Regions from separate parts of the Homo sapiens genome. Here region 2 is linked to region 1. A link is a contact called in ENCODE POLR2A ChIA-PET data. All regions are on one chromosome and are shown on one strand. The core of a region is the stretch at or near the end of the contact, and the rest is flanking DNA. Distances in the headings are between cores, read along the strand shown.

What was found. ChIA-PET counts read pairs that join two places held with the same protein, here RNA polymerase II (POLR2A).
Region 2: POLR2A ChIA-PET joins it to region 1 with 10 read pairs in WTC11. The contact joins two enhancer-like sites. POLR2A ChIA-PET finds 5 or more read pairs at or near these places in 2 of 52 experiments (PC-9 and WTC11).

Annotation. Positions count from the first base shown.
Region 1 is chr3:196,454,187-196,459,530 of GRCh38, reverse strand. No RefSeq gene overlaps it. Among named protein-coding and RNA genes, the nearest start is that of UBXN7, 24 kb to the right of the region's middle. Within about 2 kb of position 1,815, at least 3 of the 41 ENCODE cell types and tissues checked have a DNase peak (open chromatin) inside an H3K27ac peak, as active enhancers do.
Region 2 is chr3:197,886,923-197,892,694 of GRCh38, reverse strand. It overlaps LRCH3 (leucine rich repeats and calponin homology domain containing 3), which reads right to left. Exons shown (of 21, transcript NM_001365715.1): 21 at 4,259-5,772. It overlaps DRC9 (dynein regulatory complex subunit 9), which reads left to right. Exons shown (of 12, transcript NM_032263.5): 10 at 1-67; 11 at 1,148-1,249; 12 at 2,981-3,618. The coding sequence ends at 3,115. Among named protein-coding and RNA genes, the nearest start is that of RPL35A, 60 kb to the left of the region's middle. Within about 2 kb of position 3,339, at least 3 of the 41 ENCODE cell types and tissues checked have a DNase peak (open chromatin) inside an H3K27ac peak, as active enhancers do.

The sequences.
Region 1 (5,344 bases), core at 566-3,065:
CCTCCCAGGTTCAAGTGACTCTCCTGCCTCAGCCTCCTGAGTAGCTGGAACTACAGGCGCTCACCACCATGCCCAGCTAATTTTTGTATTTTTAGTAGAGACGGGGTTCCACCATGTTGGCCAGGCTGGTCTCGAACTCCTGACCTCAAGTGATCCACCCGCCTCGGCCTCCCAAAGTGCTGGGATTACCAGCATGAGCCACCGTGCCCGGCCACCTAGAGAACCTTTAAGTACCTGCAGAAAGCACTTCCAATTCTTTAGTTTTTGTTGTTGTTGTTGTTCTGATTATGTCCAGAGCTGATGATTCAGAGAATAAGATTGTGTCTGCCATCCCCATACACAAACGGGTGGTCACCTAAAGCTACCATTGTCCCATTTTCCTATGCCCCTACAAGCCCTACAAATCCCACAATTCCTCACCTACCAGGTGAACCCTCTTTGAAATTTCCTCCATAGGAAATTAAGCCATCAGACATCATCACTAAATTCCCAGAGCTCCTAGAAGGATACAATCCAGAAATAATAGAACACCAGGATAAGATTTGATCTTTTTTTTTTTCCCAGGCTGGAGTGCAGCGGTACAATCTCGGCTCACTGTAACCTCTGCCTCCTAGGTTCAAGCGATTCTCCTGCCTCAGCCTCCAGAGTAGCTGGGATTACAGGCGCGTGCCACCACGCCTGGCTAATTTTTGTATTTTTAGTAAACATGGGATTTCATCATATTGGCCAGGCTGGTCTTGAACTCCTTACCTCAGGTGATCCACCCACCTCAGCTTCCCAAACTGCTGGGATTACAGGCGTGAGCCACTGTGCCCAGCCTGATCTGTCTATTAAAAGGAGGGCATTTGCCAGGCACAGTGTCTCACGCCTGTAATCCCAGCACTTTGGGAGGCCGAGGTGGGCAGATCATGAGGTCAAGAGATCGAGACCATCCTGGCCAACATGGTGAAACCCCGTCTCTACTAAAAATACAAAAATTAGCCAGGCATGATGGCAGGTGCCTGTAGTCCCAGCTACTTGGGAGGCTGAGGCAGGAGAATCGCCTGAACCTGGGAGGTGGAGGTTGCAGTGAACCGAGATCACACCATTGCACTCCAGTCTGGGCGACACAGCAAGACTCCATCTCAAAAAAAAAAAAAAAAAAAAAAAGGAGGGCATTGGAATTAATTAAAAATAGATCATAATGAAGTAACTCTCCAGAGTAAACCTACATTACAACAAATCAAGAGAGGGGAGTTGTGTAACAATCCTAGCAAGAGGCACTGACATGATATTAAATCAACTTGGTTTTAACATGTGAGAGAACCTTTCCACCCACAAAGAGCTCGAGGTGCTGTAATTTGTACAACACTATTATCAGTTTATTGACTTGAAAACGGTGCTTAAAAATCTCAGAATCTCAAGAATAACTTCTGGAAAAGCATCTTATAAACAAAAAAAAAATGAATTGATTCCTTCTACTGGCAAATGCTTAGAAAACATTTTAAATCTTTTATTTGGATAAAGCTAAAAATACATGAATTTAGCTAGTTTGATTTTAGAAGACTTTAACTTTTTAAACTAATAGTACTTTTTATTTGTTTTTTACTTGCCAAGCATTGGGCGCAAACCAGTAGTACTTTTTAAAGCATGATCTTAAAAACAAATTTTCCTTTGGGGCTGAGAAGAATAGGTCACAGTCTGAAAAAAAGATGAGGGCTAATTATCTCAGACTTAGGTCTTTAGAGGAGGAAGTGGCAATTTTAATGTTATGTAATAGCAAAAACCCTAAGTTTCTAAGGCAACCAAAAAGGTTCTGAACTAACCACTGCTCTTTTCTTTGGCTTTAAAAAATCATTCGTGGCCAGGCCCGGTGGCTCACGGCTGTAATTGCAGCACTTTGGGAGGCTGAGGCAGGCAGATCACCTGAGGTCAGGAGTTCGAGGCCAGCCTGGCCAACATGGAGAAACCCTGTCTCTACTAAAAATACATTAGCTGGGTATGGTGGTGCACACCTGTAATCCTAGCTATTCGGGAGGCTGAGGCAGGAGAATCGCTTGAACCCGGGAGGCAGAGGTTGCAGTGAGCTGAGATTGTACCACTGCATTCCAGCCTGGGCAACAGACCAAAACCTCTGTTTCAAAAAAAAAAAAAAAAAAAAAAGAGAAAACATTTATTATGAATGGGGTTGAGGTTAGGTTTTTGTCCCCCAGTGTTCTGAGCCATTTGTAATTATTTGAGTTATTTTCCTATTTTTCTATTGGTTTGTTGGTCGTTTTCTTCTCAATTTCTAGGGGCTTTTTTTTTTTTTTTTTTTTTTTAACAGGATGTTGCTGTTTCCCAGGCTGGAGTGCAGTGGCGTGATCATAGCTCGCTACAGCCTTGATCCCCTGGGCTCAAGCGATCCTTCTACATCAGCCTCCCTATTAGCTGGGACTACATGAGTGAGCAACAATAACTGGCTGAATTTTTTTTTTGGCAGGGTGGGTGGTAGAGACAGGGTCTCACTATGTTGCCCAGACTCTTCTCCAACTCCTTGCCTCAAGCAGTCCTACCACGTTGGCCTCCCAAAGTGCTGGGATTGTGAGGGTGGGCCACTGCCCCCAACCTTAGGTGGTCTTTGTATATTAGGAAGATTGACCCTTTCTATATAATGAGTTACAGAAACATTTCCAAATGCAAATCAGAGTTCCCACACTCCTAGGAAAAGATAGATTGTTCTATAGCTGTGCCAACAAGTAACCACTAGAACAGTTTATAAATCTATCACATCAGTCAGGGACAACTTGGTTCATTGAATACACCCCTGAAAACCAACAGTCATTGACAGCCTCATATTTTGAAAGTCAGCTCATGGCCGGGTGCAGTGGCTCTCGCCTGTAATCCCAGCACTTTGGGAGGCCCAGGTGGGCGGATCACCTGAGGTTGGGAGTTCAAGACCAGCCTGACCAACAGGGAGAAACCCCATCTCTACTAAAAATACAAAATTAGCCAAGTGTGGAGGCACCTGCCTGTGATCCCAGCTACTTGGGAGGCTGAGGCAGGAGAATCACTTGAACCCGGGAGGTGGAGGTTGCAGTGAGCCAAGATCACACCATTGCACTCCACCCCAGCCTGGGCAACAAGAGTGAAACTCTGTCTCAAAAAAAAAAAAAAAAAGAAAGTAAGTCAGCTCATATCAGTGATTTCATACCAGAAAATGCAGTTCTTTTTTTTTTTTTTTTTTTTTTTTTTTGAGATGGAGTCTCACTCTGTCACCCAAGCTGGAGTGCAGCGGCACGATCTCGGCTCACTGCAACCTCTTCCTCCCGGGTTCAAGTGATTCTCCTGCCTCAGCCTCCCAAGTAGCTGGGACTACAGGTATGTGCCACCATGCCCAGCTAATTTTTGTATTTTTAGTAGAGATGGGGTTTCTCCATGTTGGCCAGTCTGGTCTCAAAACTCCTGACCTCAGGTGATCTGCCTGCCTCGGCCTCCCAAAGTGCTGGGATTACAGGCGTGAGCCACCGCGCCCAGCCGTCAAAGGAGTTCTTGCTTGACAGCACTAGCTTTCCTAGTCTTCATTGAGAGTAAGCAGGACAGTGGCTAATGAGATTTGCAGAGAGAGACAGTAGAGACACTTCTTTCGATTCCTCTGGTTTACCTTTTTCTTATGGCAGCCACTGCTACAGCAACCAGTTCTTTCTTCTAGTTTTTTTAGAGAAAAGGTATCCCTCTGTTGCCCAGGCTGGAGTGCCGTGACGTGATCTCGTCTGACTGCAACCTCAAACTCCTGGGTCAAATGATCCTCCCACCTCAGCCTCCTAAGTGGCTGAGACCACAGCCATGCACTACCATGCCCAGCTAATTAAAAAAAAAAAAAATGGTAGAGACAAGATCTCCCTATATTGGTCGGGCGCGGTGGCTCTTGCCTGTAATCCCAGCACTTTGGGAGGCCAAGGCAGGTGGATTGGCTGAGCTCAGTTCAAAACCACCCTGGGCAACATGATGAAACCCCATCTTTACTAAAATACAAAAAAATTAGCCGGGTGTGGCAGCAAGAGCCTGTAATCCCAGCTACTCAGGAGGTGGAAGTGGGAGAATCACTTAAGCCTGGGAGGCAGAGGTTGTAGTGAGCCGAGATCACGCTACTGCACTCCAGCCTGGGCAACAGAGTGAGACTCTGTCTCAAAAAAAAAAAAAAAAATCTCCCTATATTGCTCAGGGTGATCTCAAACTCCTGGGCTCAAGCAGTCCTCCTGCCTCAGCCTCCCAAAGTGCTGGGATTACAGGCGGGAGCCACTGGGCCCGGCCTATAGTACCCAGTTGTCACTGGACTCTCAACAGCTTCTTGTGGTTGCCACCACATAGCACCTGACCTCAAGCCTGTGCCATGTGTCAGGGCTGGGATGATTTTACCCTACTCACAAGCTAATAAGTTAGCCTATTACTGCTTCATGAGTGTTGGCAGAAGACATCAAATTCCTGGTATGAGAAAAAGGACTTTATTACTCATGGCACAGCAAGCAGCAAGAATATCATGTTCGTGTCAGTTCTCCTTGCCAAGGAGATGAGAGCGCGGCAGTACTTAATAAAGGAAACTCGTTCTTGGATAGCTACAAGAATCTTTTGGGGAGGCATTTTGAAGGAAGCTGAGGTTCTGTGTGAGCAAATGAGGGGTGACCTGCCAGCAAAATTGTGGGTAAGTGCTGATGTGACCTTATTTGCACCCCTAGGCTGATAAGAACTGGAACATTCAAGTTACACTTTTAAAATGCCTGTAGGTATTGTACAATGAGATGGCAAGGACAGGATCCTAGAATCAGATAGACATGGATTCAAATTCTGCTTCTATTTTTTGTTTTGTTTTCTTTGTTTTTTGAGATGCAGTCTCGCTGTGTCACCCAGGCTGGAGTGCAATGGCACAATCTCAGCTCACTGCAACCTCCACCTCCCAGGTTCGAGCAATTCTCCTGCCTCAGCCTCCCGAGTATCTGGGATTACAGGCGTGAGCCACTGTGCCTGGCCAAATTCTGCTTCTAGCTGTGTAGCCCTAACCTCTCTCCTAAATTGTAAAATAGAATTTATTTCTCATAAAATTGTTGAAAAGATTCAGTGACATCGCATATATGTGATAGGATAAGTTTTTAAAATATTAACCAATATTTTACCCTATCCTTGGATTATGTGGTCCTTCTCTGATTTAGTCATCTGGGCCGTTCTCCATTTCTTCCTTCAGGAAAGGGTTCACCTGGGAGAAAAAGAAGTTAGTTTCATGCTTTTGCATTTCAAAAATCTACCTTTCAGAGAGAAACAGAACGAACTCAACACAAGAAAATAGATTTGTAAGTATACCTGATGTTGGCTGGGCGCGGTGGCTCACACC
Region 2 (5,772 bases), core at 2,090-4,589, 1.4 Mb before region 1:
TGAACTAAATGCTCTCAAAGCCACAAAGGCCAGTGACTTAGCACACCTTCAAGACCTGGCAAAGATGGTAAGGAAGGAATTAGGGCGCTCACTGAGGACAGAGTGAAAGGAATTAGGGTGCTCACTGAGGAGGGAGTGGAAGGAATTAGGGCACTCACTGAGGAGGGAGTGGAAGGAATCAGGGTGCTCACCGAGGAAGGAGTGGCAAATAGGCCACAGTAGCTGGGTATTGCTATTTGGGGTCAAAAGTAGAGGTGCGCTTATAAGCCACCAGGATTCTTTTTAGATGCTGCTGCTGCTGACGGGGACAGCTGCAGTAGCTAACTTACGTAGTGCCTACTCTGTCCAAGGTGCTACCCACACAGCCCCTTGAGACAGATACTGTGATTATTCTTAGTTTATGACCTCTGGAGAGAGTCAGTGATGATTTCTAACAAGCTTGTGATTATGGTTTCATTATGGAATAAATGCAGAACTTCCTAAATTTCTTTCAAAAGTCAGCTACTGCTGGGCATGGTGGCTAACGCCTATAATCCCAGCACTTTGGGAGGCCGAGGCGAGCAGATCAGTAGAGATCAGGAGTTTGAGACCAGCCTGGGTAACATGGCAAAACCCTATCTCTACTAAAAATACAAAAATTAGCCATGCATGGTGGCACGTGGCTGTAATTCCAGCTATTCAGGAGGCTGAGGCACAAGAATCACTTGAACCCAGAAGGCGGAGGTTGCAGTGAGCCAACACTGCGCCACTGCACTCCAGCCTGGGTGACAGACAGAGTGAGACTCTGTCTCAAAACAAACAAACAAACAAAAAAGACAGCTGACTACTTGTGTATGTACATTCTCCCAAAGTTTAAAAAACAATCCATATTATTTTGAGATCATTGATCACACATTAATTCATATTTCATTTTTTATAAAAGATAGAATTTAAATTTGAATTATTAAAACTGAAAAAGTTTTGGGAACAATTATAAAGTTAATATGTGAATATTTACCATCTAGGAATCTATTACATTTTTTTCTTTGGTTTATCTTTAGATTGAGCATGTTTTATTTTGAAATTTTATATTAAAAGTGCAGGGCTGGCTGGGCTACAGCTTAGCCAAGAGAGTACTATAATAAATGATGAATGTCTATCTTTGCAGATAAGAGAGTATGAACAGGTCATCATTGAAGATCGTATAGAAAAGGAGAGGAGCAAGAAGAAGGTAAAACAGGATCTCTTGGAATTAAAGAGCGTTATAAAGGTAAAGAACCATAATCAGTATCTCGCCACAGCTGGCTTAACACTGAGGAACACAAAAGCATTTCCAATTCATTATCAAACACATCTCAGTATATCAAGGAACTGCAGATCTGAGAAGAAGCATGGACTTTTGTTATTATTAGAATTTGCCAACAGTCCATGGTGCAGGGAGACAGTTAACATAGAAAAGGACGTGCCCCCAGCTCTTCATCTGGGGAAAAAGAGGTGGTTAGCAGCGGAAGCAAAACCTAGGCCAAGAGACGAAATATCAGATTACTATGTCTAACCAAAACCAGCTCTTGACAGAATGATTCTTTTTAATATCCTTCTACTTCTTAAAATCCTGCTTATACATCAGCCCAGACTATCTGCTGGGTTCTGATACAAGCTGCTTAGGTGGGAAGGATAAGCAGCAAGTTAGAAAAAAATAGAGATATTTTAGTTTTATGTGAACTTGTGTGTCTCAGTGATGATGAAACTGGCAGGTCACAGATCACGTGAAATACTCGCAAGCAAAAACTGAAAGCTGGACGGCACCTGTCTGGAGCTGGCCCTTCTCTCTGAAGGTCGAGGCCCTAGTGGGTACACTGTAGTTTGGGTTGTATATTAGGGTGATCTAAAATAGTTAAGTTTTATACCACATTCTGGACCAGGTATCCAGACCCAAAGTTGGGCTTCCCATAAGGAGTCAGATGTGTAAGTAGCAAGTATTTATCAAGTTTCAATGGTGTTTCCCCATAAAACTTGTCAGTATTCCTGAATTTACAACAAACATGTTAAGAACGAGCTGAAGAGCACGTTTGCTTTCTTTTCACTAGTGGATTTGCTTCCAGTCTTTAGGGTTTAGTCTGACTTTAAAGCAGTAGAGACCGTATTGAGAACAACTGTTATCTAAAACCAAGATATTCAAGAAAGCTAACTAAATCTTTTTTAAAAGTACTAGGACAACTGATCTTTTAAGCAATCACTAAAGATATGAAATGCACAAGCAAGCCTATGAAAGTCATCTAGACTTATCTGTGCTTTTCTTTTTTTTTTTTTTGAGACAGCATCTCACTTTGTCACTCAGGCTGGAGTGCAGTGGCGCAATCTCTGCTCACTGCAACCTCTGCTTCCCGGGCTCAAGAGATCCTCCTGCCTCAGCCTCCCAAACAGCTGGGACTATAGGCACAAGCCACCAGGCCTGACTAATTTTTTTTCTTTTTTGTATTTTTGTAGAGACAGGGTCTTGCCATGTTGCCCAGGCTGGTCTCAAACCCTTGAGCTCAAAGTGATCTGCCCACCTCAGCCTCCCAAAGTGCTGGGACTACAGGCATGAGCCACCGCACCTGGCATTATCTGTGCATTTTTGGCCGAGTGCTTTTGCCCTTGGCCCAGGTAACTAACATTCTTTTTGGTTCAAATAGCTGTTAAGTATGGGGAACCTGGACTTTCCTCAAGGAAAGCAGTATAAGGAAGTCAGATTTCTACGGGTGAAGAAAAAATAGGTCAAATCAGATTCCTTTTCTTTATTTTTACTTGAGAACTTCACTCTTGAGTCCATGGCTTAAGCTCCGGGTCCTGCACGACAGGAGAGCATCGCTGAAGTGATTACGTGCCTGGCTACTTCCATGTCCTGGAGAGAGACTGTTTGTCAGACAGAAGTTACTTTATTCAACAGTCCCTTTATGTGGAAAGAATGCAGCTTGTCAGGCATAGCATACGTCGTACTCACTCCCCTTTTCTCTTCCAGCTCCAGGCCTGGTGGCGAGGCACTATGATACGGAGAGAAATTGGTGGTTTCAAGATGCCTAAAGACAAAGTTGATAGCAAGGATTCAAAAGGCAAAGGTAAAGGCAAGGATAAGAGGAGAGGCAAGAAGAAGTGACCAAGTTCTCTTTTGTGTTTTCTGCTGGTATTCTGGAGGTGGGAAGGACTTGGAGAGAGTTAAGAAACACCTGGTACCTCAAAGATGACTCATCTACAGGTTGTTTCCTATTGAGACTTTCCCAGGGAAGCCTGATTTCACTTTGCCTGTTAATTTCACTCTGCCTGTTAGGTGGGTTTTCAAACCCTGATTTAGGATTACACCATTGACTTAGGGCTTCCTCATACCTTGCTGGGAAGAAGTTTCTAGTAGTCCTGTGAAGATTCATTCTTCTTGCTCTTTCTCAGCAGAACAAAGGAGTTCACTGGCTTAGCTACAGTGACGCATTGAAACTTGAGTAATTCCTGTAATGTCAGATTTTGATTTTACCCAATTTGTCTGTAGTGAAAAAACTCTTATGAGCAAAAGTATTCAGTAGGAATTACAATATGATGTTATTAGCTGTCCAGCATAATATATACACAGCAAAGTTTTAATAAATGTTGGTTCCTGCCTGCCTTTTAGATTTATCGTCACTTTGGTGTTTTTATTCAGGTGAAAATGGCATGGAATACATATCCAGTTGTAAGCTGCTTCAGCAACTTTTCTAGGAAACAGGGATACAAATTATAAATACAAGCTAGAAATAGGATGTTAGGATATACAACTTTACAAACTATAAAGATGGGGACACAGGTTCTCTGGAAGGCTAGTTTGGAGATATTTTTGACAAGTGAAACACTAGAGCCACCAATCCCCACTTTATGGAGTGTTAAGATGAAAAGAAATCAGGTGTGTGAAAATATCTAACTTGTGCCTGGCAAATAGGAAAGCTGTCACTCTCCCTCTTCTCCTAGAAAAAAAATGCACCCACCAGATCATGCTTGCCTTGATGAGTCAAAACAATGCCTTGGGATGCTAAAGGTTTCCAAGAGCAAAGTTGTCCTAATGTGTCACATACATTTCATGAATTAAGCCTTCTATCTAACTCCAAATAAAGCTCAGTCTTGATATCTGTACTTCCTTAAAAAATGAATTTGATCTCAAAAGTTTGTCCCGAAGCCCCCATTTCCACTGACATTCCCTCTGGAAATGAGATGCTCTTTCCTTGATTCACCTTTGCCAAGGGAACCACACCTCAGGTATGAACACGCTCCAATCAGCTTTTATTACACGCCACTGAAGTGTTGGCTTTTATTTGAATGTCAATGTGTAAAGTGGCGTACAGGCAATTTAAAATAACATACATGATACTGACATATTTATACTTAGAACTTATGCAATATATTTACAGACAAAAATACAGGACAATGTTTTACAAAATCTTTCACTAATTACATGTTTACAACATTTTCAGAAATAAAACGAAATTTGCTGTAAACCATCTCAACTGCACTGTGTATATAGAAAGGCTTCTAAATATCCATGTTTTCATTTCTATAACCATTTAAGCGCTTAGTTTTTACGAATTCATCAAACTCATTCGCATAGTCACACATCATTAGTCACTGCTGAGCTGTAGAAAGTAAGAGAAATCGCAAACTCCTTGATTAGCTGTATTTTAAAAAGCTCTTCAGAAAAGTGATCTACTACTATGCTCTGTGTTCTAGCAGAATACAAAGGCCCCTCTTTCCATGGGTCGTTTCCAGACCTGGCTATTACAAGAGAACACTGGAGTGCTAAACACAGATTATGAGTCTGAAATACTGGGAAACTGCTGACAGAAAATCTCTGTACGTGGCAAGGGCTCTGCTGGGGGTGGCTCTCAACCCGACACTGTCAGTGATGGGAAGGGCTCTGCTAGGGGGGGCTCTCAGCCCCAGACACTGTCAGTGATGGGAAGGGCTCTGCTGGGGGGCTCTCAGCCCCAGACACTGTCAGTGATGGGAAGGGCTCTGCTGGGGGGCTCTCAGCCCCCAACACTGTCAGTGATGGGAAGGGCTCTGCTAGGGGGGGCTCTCAGCCCCAGACACTGTCAGTGATGGGAAGGGCTCTGCTAGGGGGGCTCTCAGCCCCCAACACTGTCAGTGATGGGAAGGGCTCTGCTGGGGGGCTCTCAGCCGCCAACACTGTTCAGTGATGGGAAGGGCTCTGCTGGGGGGCTCTCAGCCCCCAACACTGTCAGTGATGGGAAGGGCTCTGCTGGGGGGCTCTCAGCCGCCAACACTGTTCAGTGATGGGAAGGGCTCTGCTGGGGGAGCTCTCAGCTGCCGACACACTGTCAGTGATGGGAAGGGCTCTGCTGGGGGGCTCTCAACCCCCAACACTGTCAGTGATGGGAAGGGCTCTGCTTCAGGTCAGGGGAGCTGTGACAAGGTCATCTTCATCTTACACTGGAGTCAAGCAAAGCTAAATGTTAAACCGAATTGTGCTTTCCAATTTAAAAAAAAAAAGGTACATACAAAATACTGAATACAAAAATTCTCCCAACAAAAGCATCATGATTTGTTTTTGCATCTTGACATAAAAAAGAAATTCATACCTTCCTACCTCTGCAGAGGGTTTGAAAAAAGAGAAAAAAAATTCAAAGCATTTGATATTTTTCCTTCAATTATCAGCCAAAACTGCACATGGTTTTTCCTAACAATTCAAATACAAATCTGATTTAGTTTGATAAAAATACATTAATAAGGTTTCATAATATGTGCAAAATTTGAAATAAGTTGAAATTTCCATTT